Regions from separate parts of the Mus musculus genome. Here region 2 is linked to region 1. A link is a loop called in an ENCODE intact Hi-C map of the cell type or tissue named here. Cell type or tissue: gastrocnemius. All regions are shown on one strand. Links, peaks and the distances in the headings refer to the core of each region. The heading gives the core; the rest is flanking DNA. Region 1 overlaps Slc39a14 (solute carrier family 39 (zinc transporter), member 14). Region 2 overlaps Sorbs3 (sorbin and SH3 domain containing 3).

Evidence for each region. A loop is a pair of places that touch in the nucleus more often than their neighbours do. Peaks named below come from ENCODE experiments on the same cell type or tissue, not always from the same donor. Only the 100,000 strongest peaks of a DNase experiment are listed, where the experiment ranks them.
Region 2: a loop joins it to region 1, with 2.4 times the contacts of the local background. A loop is called at or near these places in 17 of 42 quality-filtered maps.

The regions. Positions count from the first base shown.
Region 1 is chr14:70,298,092-70,306,425 of GRCm38, forward strand. It overlaps Slc39a14 (solute carrier family 39 (zinc transporter), member 14), which reads right to left. Exons shown (of 10, transcript NM_144808.4): 10 at 5,376-8,334. It also overlaps the pseudogene Gm4240. Among named protein-coding and RNA genes, the nearest start is that of Ppp3cc, 13 kb to the left of the region's middle. In gastrocnemius, for the core only: a CTCF peak has its summit at 5,075 (motif pointing left); no DNase peak of the experiment used is centred there.
Region 2 is chr14:70,194,774-70,203,107 of GRCm38, forward strand. Sorbs3 (sorbin and SH3 domain containing 3) reads right to left here. Exons shown (of 21, transcript NM_011366.3): 3 at 8,158-8,275; 4 at 6,576-6,769; 5 at 4,509-4,572; 6 at 1,150-1,188; 7 at 640-733. Among named protein-coding and RNA genes, the nearest start is that of Gm26908, 4.5 kb to the right of the region's middle. In gastrocnemius, for the core only: CTCF peaks have their summits at 589 (motif pointing right) and 3,829 (motif pointing left); DNase peaks (open chromatin) are centred at 618 and 3,809; H3K4me3 peaks cover 1,117 bases; H3K27ac peaks cover 3,337 bases.

The sequences.
Region 1 (8,334 bases), core at 321-8,320:
CATATAAAAAGCCAGGGTTGCAATGGGTCCTGGAATCTCAGCAGTGGGATTGGGGTGGAGTCCAGCTCCAGGCTCCAGACTCCAGACTGGACCCCATCTCAAGAGAATAAGGTAGACTGACTGTGATGTTCTCTTCTGGCCTCTGTACTAGTGTAAGCATTCTTATAAACACACACCATGCACGGGTGCCCCCACCCTAAAAAAAAAATCCCAAATAAATAAACCATCATCATTCCTAGGAAAGAAAACTTTAAGTCTTTCAGTGTTCATTCATTTTCAAAATAAGGGGCAAGAACCAACACCAGAGCGTGTATTACTGGGCCTTCCGTTAGACACTGTGACTTGGGACTTGTGTATAGGACACCATCAGACCACAGCTTAAAAGAGTCCACTTGTGGACCTGCAGTTATAGGGAGCAGGAGAGGACAGGTATGATCAAAGCAGATTATATATATATATATGTATCATAGCATCTCCATGAAATACACAACTTCATACAATGAGTAGAGATAATTTTTTAAAAAAGCAGACAGTTGTGGGACACTTGAAAGAATCTCTCACTTTGGGAAGAAATGAAACAAAAATATTTGTTTCTTCCTTTTTTTTTTTTTTTTTTTTTTTTTGGTTTTTCGAGACAGGGTTTCTCTGTATAGCCCTGGCTGTCCTGGAACTCACTTTGTAGACCAGGCTGACCTCGAACTCAGAAATCAGCCTGCCTCTGCCTCCCAAGTGCTGGGATTAAAGGCGTGCACCACCATGCCTGGCTTGTTTTTTCATTAGCATCTATAAGTAAACACATCACCCCCACCCCCGACCCATCTTGAATTCCTGACCCTCTTGCCTCTACCTCCCAAGTGCTGTAATGCTGTGCTACACACTCCAACAGACAAATATACAGTTTAAGAGAAAATGCCTTATTTGCAATTACCTCAGCACAGGATTCATCGGGGGCCTCCATTGAGAAGAGGACCTTAGAGTTTGTGAAAATGCAGGTGGACTGGGTGGACCTAATTTATTTGTTCAAAACCTCAGTGTTTAGAGTAACTATGAGTAAACCAGAAGGCACAGAAGTAACCCCCAGAGCCTCATGGGAGAAGTACTTCTTGTCTTATGATTACCAGGCCAGAGAATTTCTAGTTATTCCTTAATTGATGTTACAACCAACCTGACCCACTACCTGCTGCCAAGGTCAAAGACTGCTATTATACCAGAAGAGTCTGTTAACTCACTTCCTTTCAAATGAGTCTTAGGAAAGCAATTGGTATGCGTGTGTGTGTGTGTGTGTGTGTGTGTATGTGTGTGTGTCTGTGTATGGTCTGACATACTTAGCTGAAGGCTGATAAGGGCCTTGCCTAACTGCTGCTATCTTTCCAAACACAAACATACACATGTGAGTATATATGCATATATACATACATGTACACACACACATACATATGTATCCTTGACTTCAGTTTTCTGGGGGGGGGGGTTAGAGGCTGGAGAAACAGATCAGTGTAAGAGGGTGTACTGCTCATAGAAAGGATCTGAGTTCAGTTTCCAAAAGCTCACAAGCATCTAGCTCCAGCTCCAGGGCATCTGATGCCTTCTTGTGGCCTCTGAGAGCACCTGCACTCACCCCACCCCCAGACTCATAATTAAAAATAAAAATCTTCTAAAATTCTTATTTATGTATGTGAGTACACTGTCGCTTTCTTCAGACACACCAGAAGAAGGCATCTTATCCCATTACAGATGGTTGTAAGTCACCAATGTGGTGGCTAGGAATTGAACTCAGAACCACTGATATGCCACAGTCATATCAGGTCATCAAGTGCAGAGGCATGGCCTTTACCTTCTGAGCCATCTCGCTGACCCACACATTCTACACTTGATCTTAGCCAAAAGGCCGAGAAGCGATGACCCACACATTCTAATGTGTGTGTGTGTCACTTTCAATGGGTGTTGCCTGGGTAAAGACTGATAAAGGTTTACCTATCAGTCTCCAAGAGTATGTATGCATATCCCATGCTACAGGCAGGCATTTAGTTTTTTCCAGTGTTTTGACCTGAGTCCACATAGAGTATCTTTGCAATCTCTCAGAACAGATTTCCCTCCAATCAGATCCAAGTATCACTGACTAGAGAAGAAGAGGAGCAGACACCTAATTATTTCAGAAGACATTTCCAGTTTCAATGCATTTCACCCCATCCCACCCCAAGGGCTTAGCTGGCTAAGAGTATTACCAAGGGATGTCTGCAGTGACCGTTTTAATCATCTTAAAGGCCTGTTTACTTCTGTGCTGTGTGGGCCAGACTTTTGCCTCATTCAAGGATGTGTTTCTAAACAAACACGGGCCAGATGAGAAGCAGAAAGCAGAGCCATCCCTCAGGAACGTGCTGTCTGTCATAAGGAGAAGTCTGGCAGCCCACAGACACGCAGGTGTGTCACTTAAGCCTCATTCATTCTTTCTGCAGAGCAGCTGCTGATGTATCAGAAAGCAACTGAAGCCTCCAGCCGCAAGTTTAGTGTGAAGACGTCAGTTCACAATGCCAGTCCTGGAAATGAGTTACTGCAAAGGAGAAAACCACACAAAGCCTAGGAGAGCAGTGAGGGGGTGGAGAGAAGAGGTGGATGCCAGTGCCACGGCCAACATCCTTTTGACAACACCAGCAAACGTGGAGCGATCTGGTGCAAATTAAAAGACCAATGTGAGATATGGCTCTGTGGCTAATAGCACGAGTTGTTCTTCCAGAAGACCCAGGCTTGATCCCCAGCTCAACTGTTGGTGGCCAATAACCTTCTGCTAACCGGGTCCCAGGGGATCTGATGCTATCTTCTGGCTTTCTCTGGTACTGGACACATAAGTGGTATACACTTGTAAATTCTACAAAACAGACACAAACACACACACACAATGGAAGACCAATATGATTTGTAGATGCTGTCTCAAAATAGGTTGTTTTGCAGAGCTATTCTAAGATCAGAAAACTGTTTTGCCTTAGGCTGGGCTTGGAGAAGTCCTTGACTGCATCCTAGTTAAGACCAGAATAGACCTTAACAAGCTCTGTCTGAAATCTTAGGGTATCAGGATACTATTTCAGGTGGTTCCACTCTTTAATGAGCAGACTCTGGTATTCAGGATACTTCTTGTAACTCAACAATTCACAATGTAAATGTGTTTTAAAACTAATTAATTTATTTTTACTTTGGGTACACTGGTGTCTTCTATTCCTGCACAAACATCAGACCAAGAAAAATTGGGGAGGAAAGGGTTTATTCAGTTTACACTTTCCACATTGCTGTTCATCACCAAAGAGAGTCGGGACTAGAACTCAAGCAGGTCAGGAAGCAGGAGCTAACACAGAGGCCATGGAGGGATGTTCTTTACTGGCTTGCTTCCCCTGGCTTGCTCAGCTTGCTTTCTTATAGAACCCAAGACTACCAGCCCAGGGATGGCACCACCACAAGGGGCCCTCCCCACTTGATCACTAATTGAGAAAATGCCTTACAGCGGGATCTGATAGAGGCATTTCCTCAAGGGAGGGTCCTTTCTTTGTGATAATTCCAGCCTGTGTCAAGTTGACACACAAAACCAGCCAGTACAACTGGTGTTTCGTCTACATGTTATCTCTGTGGCAGGATGTTAGATACCCTGGAACTGGAGTTACAGGTAGTTGTGAGCTGTCTCGTGAGTGCTGGGAATTGAACCTGCATCCTCTGGAAGAGCAAGTGCTCTACACTATTGGACCATCTCTAGCCCCCTCACACTGTACGATGTCTTGACCATCAACGTGAGTCCCTATAGGCATCCCCTCTAATAAGAGCTAAGCCAGAGCAATGCACATGTAAGCACCATCTTATGACTAACAGTAATTATTAAAAACAACAACAACAACAAAAACCAAGCTCCTTATTTTTTAAAAAGGGGTCACGATTGCTCAGTGGGTAAGGTTGTTTGTCACTGAGCCTGATGATCTGAGTTTGGTCCCCAGAGCCAACCCCTGACAGCTGTCCTCTGACCTGCACACACATCGTGGCATGCATGACCATCCCCACTCAAACACACACACAATACATGTAAGAAAATAAAGGAAAGCTCTCTTCCTGTAAGTGGCCAGAGGTGACCTGTGAAGATAGTTCATTACTTTCTTGACCTAGAAAACTCCACAAAATCATCAAATCAAGAGGTTCAAACCTTCGTGTTCACTTTAAGAACACCCAGGAAACTGCCCAGGCCATCAAGGGTATGCATATTTGCAAAGCCACCAAGTATCTGAAGGATCTCACTTTAAAGCAGCAATGTGGGCCAGACGTGGTGGCGCACGCCTTTAATCCCAGCCCTCGGGAGGTAGAGGCAGGTGGATTTCTGAGTTCGAGGCCAGCCTGGTCTACAAAGTGAGTTACAGGACAGCCAGGGCTATACAGAGAAACCCTGTCGCAAACAAACAAACAACAACAACAAAAACCAAATAAGCAATGTGTGCAAGTCTGGCGGTATAATTTGCCCAGGCCAAAACAGTGGGGCTGGGGACACAAGGATGGTAGCCAAAAAAGAATGCTGAATCATGCTAAAAAATGCAGAAAGTAATGCTGAACTTAGGGTTTAGACATAGATTCTCTAGTCACTGGACACGTGGACAAGGCACCTAAGATGTGCCGACAGACCTACAGAGCTCATGGCCAGATTAACCCATACGTGAGCTCCCCCTGCCACACTGAGATGATCCTCACTGAGAAGGAACAGATCGTTCCAAAGCCAGAAGAGGAGCTTGCACAGAAGAAAAAGATATCCCAGAAGAAACAAAAACTCATGGCCTTGGAATAAATTCAGCAAAAAATAAATGCAGATAAAGTTAAAAAAAAAAAAAAAGAAAGAAAAAGAAAAGAAAAGAAAAAAACCAACATGGGTGAAGTTCAATACAGAACTCTACAGTCTTTACAGTTTCCAAGGCGCAATCCATGGCTAAGTGCTTTGTTCCTGAGCTTAGCCCAAAGTGAGTCATTTTAAAGTAAGTGTGTTATATGATATAGGAAGTCCCTTCTAAATCCCCATAGCCAAATCCAAACAACCCTTTGTAAATCAGCAACAGACGAGCGCCACCTTGTGTCAAAGATTCATTATGCCCCAACTCGTTTTTTTTTTTTTTTTTTTTTAAATTAGGTATTTTCTTTATTTACATTTCAAATGTTATCCCCTTTCATGGATTCCCCTCCAAAAGCCCCTCCCCCCCACACACACACCAACTCACCCACTCCCAATTTCTGGCCCTGGCATTCCCCTATACTGGGGCATAGGGGAATGCCCAGGACCAAGGGCCTCTCCTCCCATCGATGACTGACTAGTATGCCCCAGCTCTTAAGGCTGAAGCAAGCCGACACTTGGGACTCACCAATTACAGAATATAGCTTTATTTATAGAATCTTACAAATAAAACATTTACAGTTCACATGACATAAATTATTTTATTTTCTAATTCTCATAACACCTGAGTTATTTAAAAAAAATACTGTGATGGAACTGTAAAGGGAACTATGAGTAAAATCCTCTTTCTTTATGCAAAAAATCATCCAGCTTATCTGTATCTCTTTGGAAGAGGGTTCACTAAAACTGGATCCTAGGTGATCCAGACAGAGAGAAGCCATTTAAAACCCAGGTGAAGGGTACCGGAGAGTGCTCCCCCTGGTGACCCTAAGTATTGGAGGGCGGGGATGGAGGACTGAAGGTGAGGTCAGAAATGAGGTCCTCCAATGACAGAATCCAAGGCCTGGCTGAGGGCTCCTCTGTGTGACAAGCACTTTCCTTGCTAGTGTTAACAGGGAACAGAAGCTATGGGCAGTAAGGCCAGGGGAGAAGTGTCCGCTAAGCAGCCCGTAGCCCCTTCAGCCTCTTATATGTACAGATGCTTAAAACAGCAAGTTCAACATTTAAAAGTCAAAAGAAGGTCAACGGCCACATTTTCAACTCATGGGGCGAATCTGTTGCCAATAGCAATGGATTATCAGTTGGCTCCCACGCCCCACCTGTGTCTGACTGATGCCAGCCCTCCGCCCTGAAGAAGCCCCAGGATTTCCTCAAAGTTCTTGAGTTCACAGGAAGGGTGCATGGCAGACAGTCTATCTCATGTTTAAGACTCTTTTTAAGCTCTTTTAAACAAACCAAGCCACCATCCGATTCCAGCATAAGGGCATTTAAAGGACAGGAGCTAGGGGAACTCCTAAAGTTAAAAATATAATGCATGAGCTAGGTAAAGTGGAATCTTTCAACCTTTGGGGGGGGGGCTGTGGTGGTGCTGGGAATGACATTCAGGGTGTCACATACACACTGGACAAAAAACGTGCTACCACTGAGCCACACCCTCAGACCTACAATCTTAAATTTTACGGTTTTTTATCTTCATTTTGTCTTGCTGACACAGGAGCTTGCTATGTAGCCCAGACTGGCCTGCTATTCACTATGAAGCCCAGGCTGGTATAAAACTTGAGCCTGCTGACTCTGCCTCCCTAGGGGCTGAGATTACAGGTACGAGTCACACAGCCTGCTCAGTCTTACACTTTGAGTGTCAATTTCTGCTACCTCCTAAAGCATTTGTAGGAGAAATAGAACAGGAGAGATGAGACTCGCCTTCAAACACCAACAACCATGACGGTAACATAAAGCTTAGCTTCTAACATTGAAGGAACTGGTTCTTTGGTAAAACTGGACCCTAAGCCTACCAGGACCTGGTCCTGACATCCAATCTAGTACCTTGATTGCTGAACTTTCCTCTTCCTGCTGCCTTGTCTCAAAGGCAAGAGGCAAGAGCAGGGAGAGAAACTGAGCAAATTTCTGTTTCCCCAGTTGTGTTCTCAGGATTTCAGGATTCCTGGTTTCAAGCATGTTTCCCCAAGAAGAACAAGAATGAACACACACACACACACACACACACATACATGTGTGTGTGTGTGTGTGTGTGTATATATATATATATATATATATATATATATATATATGAATACATGTGAGTGCATATATATATATGTATATATATATATATATATATATATATATATATATATATATATATGCACACTGCTTTTAATGGACAGTTTTCCTGTGGTAAGAACAGAAAGACTCAGGGATTGGCAATGATTCAGTACTGTAAGTCATGCGAACAATGGCTCCTGGACTGTGACTGTGGGCACCACTAAGAAAGGCTTCGGGAGAGACTGGCTCTCCAAAGTGGCTAAGGAATCCATGTATCAATATGATAATAATAAATTAATTCACTTAGTGAACCTGGAGATTAGCTCCCCTGGAAGCCAGAGTTCTGAGGAGGGGGCTGCACAGCGCCTGAGGCTGGCTTGTGGTGTGAAATGTCAAGCATCTGGTTTTGTTTTGTTTTGTTTTCCTGGACCAAATGAAAGCAATTTACACTCGATTCAATTCAGTATTCAATCTTGTTGTCTGGGACCGGGGAGGAAGTGGTAGCTAGATGGTGTCCTTTAAAACCCATTGGCAGCAATGACGTCTGCAGTCCTGACCTCAAGAATTGACCTCAAGGTCCAGAGTCCCATGGTATTCAACTATTATTTCTGCAATTAGCAAGTCCTAAGTCTGGCCTGCAATGACTCCATTCCCAATCACCTTGGTCACAAAAAGGCATAAACAACTGTGTCCTGATTCTATGAGTCAGGTTCTACTGGCAGAGGTCTTGACCAGGGGAGACTGATTTGTGCAGTTTCCCTCCTATGCAAAAACCTTTAAATGTGCTCTGACCGTGCTCCCCGTGAGGCATCTACAAAGTTAACTAGAAAAAGAAAGCAATAGGAAGGCGTGAGGATCAGGGCAAAAACAACTGATTTAGCAGACCTCTTGCCACGCCAGAGAATGCCCACAGTGGCTCGCCTGGATGATTATGTGACTCCAGATGCTGCAAGCAACCTGCACGCAGCATCCTGGTGGAAACCGAGCACCAAGGAGACAGGACATCCATCACTAGTTCTACCCCCTCCTCACTCAGGCAATCCCCTGCCCCTCTGCCTGCCATACTCATCGGAAAGTCAGCCTTTTCAGAGAACAGTTAACAGACTGAAAAACACAGGAGTCTTGTCTTCTGCCCTCTTCTCTGTAAAAACATGAGAACCCATGCCAAAATGGACCGACCTGAAATCCTGGGTACACACATTTAGAATCACAGGCCCCAAAGCTGGAAGCCACACTGATACTTCTAACCAAACCATGACCACTGGCTTCATTTTTACATTGTAAAAGATTCCACATCTCTCAGTGCTTCTTCCAAGAGAAAGGGAGGAGGGTGGCCAGAAGGAAAAGGGAGGCGTGTCCTACATGTGGCGTTTCAGCTCCAGAATCAT
Region 2 (8,334 bases), core at 311-8,310, 100 kb before region 1:
CGCTTACTTTCTTAGTCCTCCTAGTCACCCCCATCACCCCCACTTACAAGATGGAGACACTGACACTGGAGCTCAAAGTGGAATGATTAGTGGTAGTACCCTGACTTGGACTTATGACAAAGGCTACAGGTCAGCGACAGCTGTGCTAGTGAACTGAATTTGATCCCATAAAGGCAAGTACAGCTGGTATACTTTACCATAGAGCAGAGTTCCAGGTCCCCCAAGGTGTAGCAGAGTCTTGCTTGGCACCCCCTAAATACTCAGCCCAGGGGAAGGAATTTCTTCCTTTTCCTCTCTGGAGGGCACGTCTGAGCCACAGTCTGACAGAAAACTGGGTTCATCCATGCTATAGGTTTTCTCTGTTTTTAAAGTGGAAGGGCCACATGTCCAAGCTGCCCTTAACAGCTTTCATCCCCTGGGCACACATCACTTATGCTCTCTGGATCTGTGAGGGTCTGGCTCCTGACACACAACAGGAATGAGTCTGTTCCTGGCTACCTTTGATCCTTTGAGCTGGAATATCTGCTGCTGTGGAGCCCCCTTTGAGCACCTCTAGACCCTTTCCTGTCTGCTCCCAGATTGTGCCTGGTTTGGCCACAAGGGGACACTAGTCTCTATTTGGTCTTGGCCACAGCTCACCCGCTAGAAGTCTCAGTTGTGCCAGGCCTGGAGGCAGGTCTTTGCAGGGTCCCTAGATGCCTGGGTTCTGCAGAAGAGGCGCGTGCGGAAACCACTGGAGATGAATGAAGGCAGACAAGGACTAGTGTCGGGCAGTTACTTTAGGCTGTGATACCTCCATTCTAACACCTGGATAACAGGTTCACAGGGACAGAGGTGGATTCTGGGATAGAACATGGGCGTTGTCCCAAGAGATTTACGATACAAACTCTCCAAAACAGCTTCGGAACAGGTGATATCCCCATTTCACAGATAAGAAAAGAGAGGCCCAGGGAAACCTGGTCAGCAGATGGCAAAACAAGGCCTCTTTGGACAGTGAAGGTAGTCTTAGTCATTGACTACCAGGGGACTTAGTGTTCCCAGAGGTGCCCATTAAAATACTCTTTCATGGGATCGCACCACCCAGGAAGCCCCCAAACCCAGGCCACACGTCTCTAGACTCCAACCAATGAACCTACACCCCTCACTCACCTTTGGGTGGGTCTTCCAAGGTCCAGTCCAGCTGCAGGTCTAGGGAACAGAAAGGACTAGGTCATCAACGGAACACAGAGTGAGGACAGGGTGCTTTAGGAGCCTGCCTAGCTGCTCCCAGCCTCCCTTCTGCCTGGAGCAGGGGCTGAGGGCTGAGTCAGGGCCTGAAGAATGTCCTGAGGGAGGGAAGGAATTAGGAAGGCAGCCCTTGGGAGGGCTTGAAATGCCTGCCTCTGGCAGCCTTTAGGCCTGGGAGAGCCAAATGGGCGGCAACCACACCCTCTAGGTTCTCCTGCTTAATCCCCCCCCCCCCAATACACACACCCTCTCCTGACCTCTGTAGGCTTGTCCTGGCCATGCCAGCCTCTCCCCACTTCCCTTCTCCAACTGCACCTTCTTCTCAAATGTCTTATCTCACTCTTTGTCCACTCCCACACCTCCCAATGTTCAGGACTTTCTGGGCTCAGGATGGAGGAGGAGTCAAGTAAGAGGTTCTAAAACCCAAACACCATTCTCAGGAGCCTGCTTTTACCTCCCTCTGCTGCTGGGTGACTGCACCCAGCCTATGGTCAGTTCTCTTACAATCTTATGATCATCTAGCTTGACTCAGTGGTAGCATTTGTCACAGCTCTTCCTTCTGAAACTGCTTTCTCTCATCTGGCCACAGGGAGACTATTTGGCTCTCCTTGTCTCTCTTTGAAAGGAACTCCAGTCTCTCAGCTGCATTCCTCGCCTCAGTGGGGCTTCTCTGAACCCACATGGCTCTATCCTAAGGACTGTTTCTCCGTCTCCCTGGCTCCCCGTCTCCGTCTCCCTGTATGATCTTGGCTAGTCTCAAAGCTTTTCAAACACATTCAGCCTTGTTTCCATAGGGTCTATATCCATGGGTTCAACCAGGTCCACTTTGAGAATATAAATCATCTGCACTGCACATGTGCACAGACTATTTCTTGTCATTATTCCCTAAACAAGACAGTACAGTGTATATATGTAGCTACTAATACAGTATTTACTTTGTATTAAATATAAGTAATCTGGGGGGTGCTATAACATCTATGAGAGGCTGTCTGCAGGTATATGCAAATATGACTACTTATACCTAAATTTGTCATACTTTTACACTTATTTTATATTTTATATGTATGTATGTCTGTGAACCACAGGTGTGCCTGGTTCCCCATGGAGGCCAAAAGAGGGCCAGATCTGCTGGGACGGGAGTTACAGAGAGTTGTACACTGCCATGCAGAAGCTGGGACTTGAGTCTTTGTCTTCTAGAAAAGCAGCCACTTAACTCTGCAGCCCCTTCAGGGTTGTTTGTTTATTTGTTTGTTTGTTCATGTCCTTTTGTGTCTGTATGTGTGAGGATGCATGCGTGCCACAGCATGTGTGTGAGGGTCAGAGGACAACTTGCAAATGTCAGTCCTCTCCTTTCACGAGGTGGCTTTTGAAGGTCGTCAGGCTTGGAAGCCTTTGACCACTGAGTCATAGGACCTCACCCCATAGCCTAGGTTAGCTTAGAACTCATGGCAATCCTCCTGCCTCAGCTTCCCAATAGAGCTACCACCATGGGGCCCTAGAGCCGTGGCTTTGGGTATGGTGCTTCATACAAGGGACTTAGTCTCGAAGGGAGCCACTATCTAAGGACAGCTATCTGCCAGGGCTACACGTCGGAACTGTCTAGGACTGGAGGCTGCCATCTTTTTGAGCACCCCAGGTACTTCATATACAGCTTTAGACCTCGCCCCTGACCTAGCCCAGGACATTCCGCTGCCTGTTTCCCTTGGGTGTGGCAGGCCTGGAAAACCGAAAGCCTCTCGTTCTTGTTGTCTTTTGTTCTGGTTGACTCATTTTCTAGTCCTGGCTGTCTTAGAACTCACTGCAGATCAGGCTGACCTTGAACTCCTGCCTCGGTTTCTCAAGTGCTAGGACTAAAGTCATGTGCCACCTTGCCAGGCTCCAAATGCCTCTTAAACCTGTTTCCTCTGCCATCTTCCCTGTCTCTAACAAATGTCAGCACCAAAGCCAGGCCCACTCCCGTGACCCCTGAGACATGAAGACTGAGAGCTGTCTGTCAGCCTCAGCTACATGGTGAGTTCAAAGCCAGCCTGGAATACATGAGACCTGATCTGAAAGACAAAAAGGGGGCCAAACGGCAGCTCCATCCTTCAGCTTGCTCAGGTTTAAAGTCACTCTCATGCTGTTCTGTCATGTTATGTTCCATTATCAGCAGATTCCAATGCTATACTTGGAATGTCTCTGGAACTACCATACCGTTCCATCCCACTGCCCGGGACTGGGCCACTGCTAGGTGTAGACTGGATAAGAGCAGAGCTTTCGTGATGGCTTCCTACCCACTCCCACCCCCAGCCTTGCCAATCAGGGGAATTGGTAGCCTTGTTCCCACCATCTCTTCTGTGTCTAGCTGTATGGGAGATCCTCCCGGTCATCTTGGTTAGAACTCTTCACTCTGCTGCTCAGAATTGCTCAGAGGTTCCAGGTTTCTTGTCCAATAAAAGTCAAAGCCCTCTTAGGAACCCCCAAAGCCTCCCAAGACCTGACCCTATGACCTTTCTGACTATGATTCCCATCCTGAATCCCCTTTAACCTTAATCCAGGGTTTCCCTGGCTGTGTTTTCCCCTCTGGGTTTTTGGAGCGCCCTCTGCTGGCCACATTCCTCTCTACCCTTTCTGGGCTAAGCTCAAGGGCGTCTTCACAGGGTCCTTCCTCACCTCTTCTGGGTGCCCTTTCTGCCATCTGTGTATTGGGCATCTTTTTAGAACAGTGCTCAGTGCACAGGAAGTCCTCAGAGATAGGCAAGCATTGATTCAATGCACACGTGGCCTGTAGAGCGCTCATACGCAGCTCAGTATTGGCTGCATTCACACTACTGCTCCGGGTGGTGCCACAGCCTAGCCAGAAGTCCAGAGAAATCCCAGGAAGCCCCCAGAGGACATGGGGAAACTTCAGCTGGTCGCTGTCCACTCAACTACATTCTGGAGGCCATTCTTGGCGTCAAACATTGACAGAACAGAGAAACTCCTTCCCTGCCTCCTTCCCTTCCTCTTCTCTTTCTTCCCCCAAACCCACTTTCTTTTTTTAGATTTTTGAGAGTCTCACTTTGTAGCCTAGGCTGGCCTTCAAGTCTGTGTTTCCCCCTGCCTTTGCCTCCTGAGTGCTGGAGTTACAGGCACCAACTTGTTTGTTTGTTTGTTTGTGCCTGTTTCCAGGACCACTCACATGAGAGCTTGGAGAGAGGAGTCAGAAGAATTTCATTTCATAAGCAAAGAAATCCCCCTTCTATCCCGCCCACAGGTTCCAGATAGTTGGGAGTCTACTGGGCCCTGGGAGGGTGTCTAACCTGGCATTTTCCGGTGAATTTGCTGGAACATTCTTCGATACCAGTCTCTGGGGCTGTCAACACTCTGAGATCAGAAAATTAAAATCAGGTCTCTCTGCTCACCCACCCTTCTCAGGCCTCCCTGCTCACCCACCCTCCCCAGTGACAAGCCAACTCGGGCACCTTGACATCCCTATAGATGGCTGGGGTCTGGGAACTCTCTCTGGTGCTGGTGCTGATGTGTGTGTGTGTGCATGTGTGTGCACCTGTGTGCATGCAGGCACACATCCCAGTGCATGGACGGACATGTGGAGGCCAGGGGTCAATTGCACACCACCGGGATGTACAGATTCCACACACACATGCGGAGGCCAGAGGACAGTTTGCAGGAGTAGGACCTCTGCTGCTACCACATGGATTCTGGGATCAAACTCAGGTCATTAGGGATGGTGGTAACTGCCTTTGTTCACTTGAGCCTTTTCACCAGCCCTCTACCTAATTAATTTTTATTTGTTTACTCTAAAAAAATTTTTTTAACGTGTATGAATGTTTTGCTTATATCCTTAGAGGTCAGAAGAGAGCATTAGCGTCCCTGGAAGCAGAGCTATAGACAGTTGTGAGGTGCCATGTGGGTTCTGGGGTTCCAACCCTGGTCTTCTCCAGGAACAAGTACTCCTAACCACTGAACCATCTCTTCAGCCCCTTATTTTTATTCTATTTTAATTTTTGAGACAATGTTTCACTAGATAGCCTTCGGCTGGCCTAGAACTCAGTATGTAGTCTGCACTGGCCTTGAACTCACAGAGATCCTCCTGCCTCTGCCTCCTGAGTGCTAAGATTAAAGGCACCACCATTCCTCAAAAAAAAAAAAAAAAGATTATTATTTTTTTTTTGAGACAGGATCTCTCACTGAACCTGGAGCTCACTGTTTCCTCTAGACTGCTTAGCCAGGACGCCACTGGACCTGCCTGTGACCCCCTAACCCCAGCTTTGGGATTGTAGACATATATTGCAGCACCTAGCTTTAATTATGCAGTAAGCACTTTGACTACTGAGCCTTCTCCCCAGCTCCTTTTGTAGCAACTTCATGTGGCATGTTGTGCCTGAATTCAGCGCATGCGAGAACTCTCTTCAGTGTAGAGCATGATGACCCTCCATCAGGAGATGGAGACCGATTTACATTTTCCTCGTGGTTTTCATATCTGTATGGGCATGCACAGCACATGCGCGAGTGCATGTTTGTGTGGGTGTAGGTGTGTGTGTGTGTTTGTATATGTGTATGTGCATGCACATGCATATGGAGGCCAGAGGTCAACCTCAGTTACTATTCTTCAGGCACTGTCTATTAATTAATTTATTAATTTTTGAGACAAGGTTTTTCTGTGTAGCTCTGACTGGAGCTCATTACGTAGACCAGGCTGGCTTCCAACTCAGAGATCCACTTGCCTCTGTGCTGGAGCTATAAGCATGTGCTACCATGTCCAGCTGCGTGTGTGTGTGTGTGTGTGTGTGTGTGTGTGTGTGTGTGTGTGTGTAATGTTTCAGAGATAAGAACTCAGGCTTGTATGGCCAGCAGTTCACAGACTGAGCTATCTCCGCAGTCTTGTGGCTATTCCTAAGGCGTCTACATTTTTCTACATGAACACATGTAACAGTGTAGGGAGAGAGGGCATTTCACATAATCCACCACATCTGGACCTTACAAAGCAGGAAAGGTCCATGACTATGAGGAAATATGGCTGGCCCAGCACGGAAGGCCAGGGCCCCGCTAATCCTCTGTAGAATGTAGAATACAGGATCCTTCCCTGCCAGCCATGGCAATCTCCTCTCACTCAGCTGGTAAATAGGCAGCTAGTCTGTGGGTGCTAGGCAGGGCCCTCGGGATACAAAACTAAGAGGTATCCTACTAAGTTCAGCCCTTAAAGTGGTGGCTTTCCATCTCTGAAATCTGTATCATATTACATCTATGTGACTCCACACACAAGGTGTGGGTACGGCCTCTGTGCCCCACCCCTATTATACTCCTAGAGATAGAGCTTGGGAGGTCTCTGGGCCCCCTCTGTCTGGGACCCTCAGCCCTGGACTCACAGATCGGGGGGCAATGGGCATGCCGCTCTCATCCACGGGCCCGATTCCCTCGTACTTCACCCAGCGCTTGTCCTGTCGCTTGCTGTCCTTGGTCCATGTGGCTGACCAGTTCTGGGCATGCTGGGAAGCAGGTGGCTTCGGGCTCATAGAGGGCCGGCTCCCAGGGCCTGGCCAGGTCTGATACCATGCTGGGTCTGTGAGAGGAGTGTAGGGTCATTAGCTGAAAGGCAGGGGTCCCCACCTGATCTTGTCTCCTCTGAACATCGACCCCCGTGGGTCCAAAGTTTCAATCCTCCTTATTAGACTGGATGATGTGGACTCCACAAACCACATCTGCAGCAGCACCCCGGGCTTCTGCTTGTTTATGACTTAAAATGAATTTTAAGAGGATTTTGTTTGGAGCAATCTGTGTTCATCCCCAACCCATTCTGTTTTCCTCGGACAGTCCTAAGTGTTTGCAGAAGGGAAGGCTGGGGAAGAGTACTTGAAGCAGATGCTAGGGGCATCCCAGTTAGGGTGTGGCAAGGCTGACTCTGGGCTGTAGGGGATTGGCTGGGCTAGGCAGATGGGGGATACAGACTTAAATTTAGACTCCAGCTCAGCCACCTATTGGTTGTTTACGTTTAGGCTCATTTATCATCCTGGTGGTGCCTCGGTTTCTACTTGTATAGAAGGAGAATAATTTCAGCAAAGACACGGTGACTTCTAGTCTGTGCCACTGGACATAGCACATACAGACAACAGCCCCCAGAGAGGTCAGAAACTCATTCCCCAGGCATGTGTCCTCTGTCCCCAGCTTTCCCACAGAACATTTAGTTTCTAAATAGTTTAGTATAATAGCACACATGCTTCAGGGCCAGATGGTCAAGGGTGTGGATCCCAATGCAACCTTATCTACTCCGAGCATCTCTGAGACTGGATCCTCACTGGGAAGATGCCCATAACGGACCCTGATTTGCTTGGATGTGGCTGGTTTCAATGGGGGATAGGCTTGTGAAATGTCTGCCCAGGATTGTCCAGTGTTCAATAATTCCTTGCTAAGTGACTGAGGTCCTTTGCACAATGCCTGACTCAGTGGAATGAATGCTCAGGAAAGGATGCCATTCCTCAAAGGGCTGGATTATACGGAAGAGTCCCCAGGAGCTCAGGGACCTTAGGGTCCACCCAGATGGCAGCCAGGCTCTTAAGCTGCATCTCCAATGCCCTTTTGGGTTGAATGAGAAGCCTGAGTGCGTGTGGCGGAGGGTGGGGGGCCGGACACTGGGCAGTCCCTGTCCATGCTTAAGCCAACAATTCTCACCGTCCCATTTGAATTGCTGGCCCTGTTACAGTTCTCTTGGCCCCTGGGGCCATGTCCTTCCCTTGTCAAGAGGGAGGGAAGGGCTGTTATCAGCCGCCTGTTCTCTCTTCAAGGTTCCTTTCTCAAGATCTGCAGGATCACAGAGAACCCTAAGCTGAACCCACAGTTCCCTGGAGACCTTCTCATGGCCTTGAAAGATCCAGTTCCTTTCCATGTGGCACAGGGAACTTGCCCCATCCCCTGCGTAAGGTTCTTAGAGCAGATCTTCCCAAGCAGACCCACCTGGATTCAAGGAACCATCTCTCCTGGGTGGGGGGCAGCCATTGCACACAGTCCTGGGCGCAGGGTCATGAAACTGGAAATTAAGGGTGTTGGAGCCACCATTCCGGATCACTGGCACCTGTGGGGAGGGGCCAGGAGCGGCAAGCTCAGGGCCCAGAGGCTCCACAGGAGTTCCAC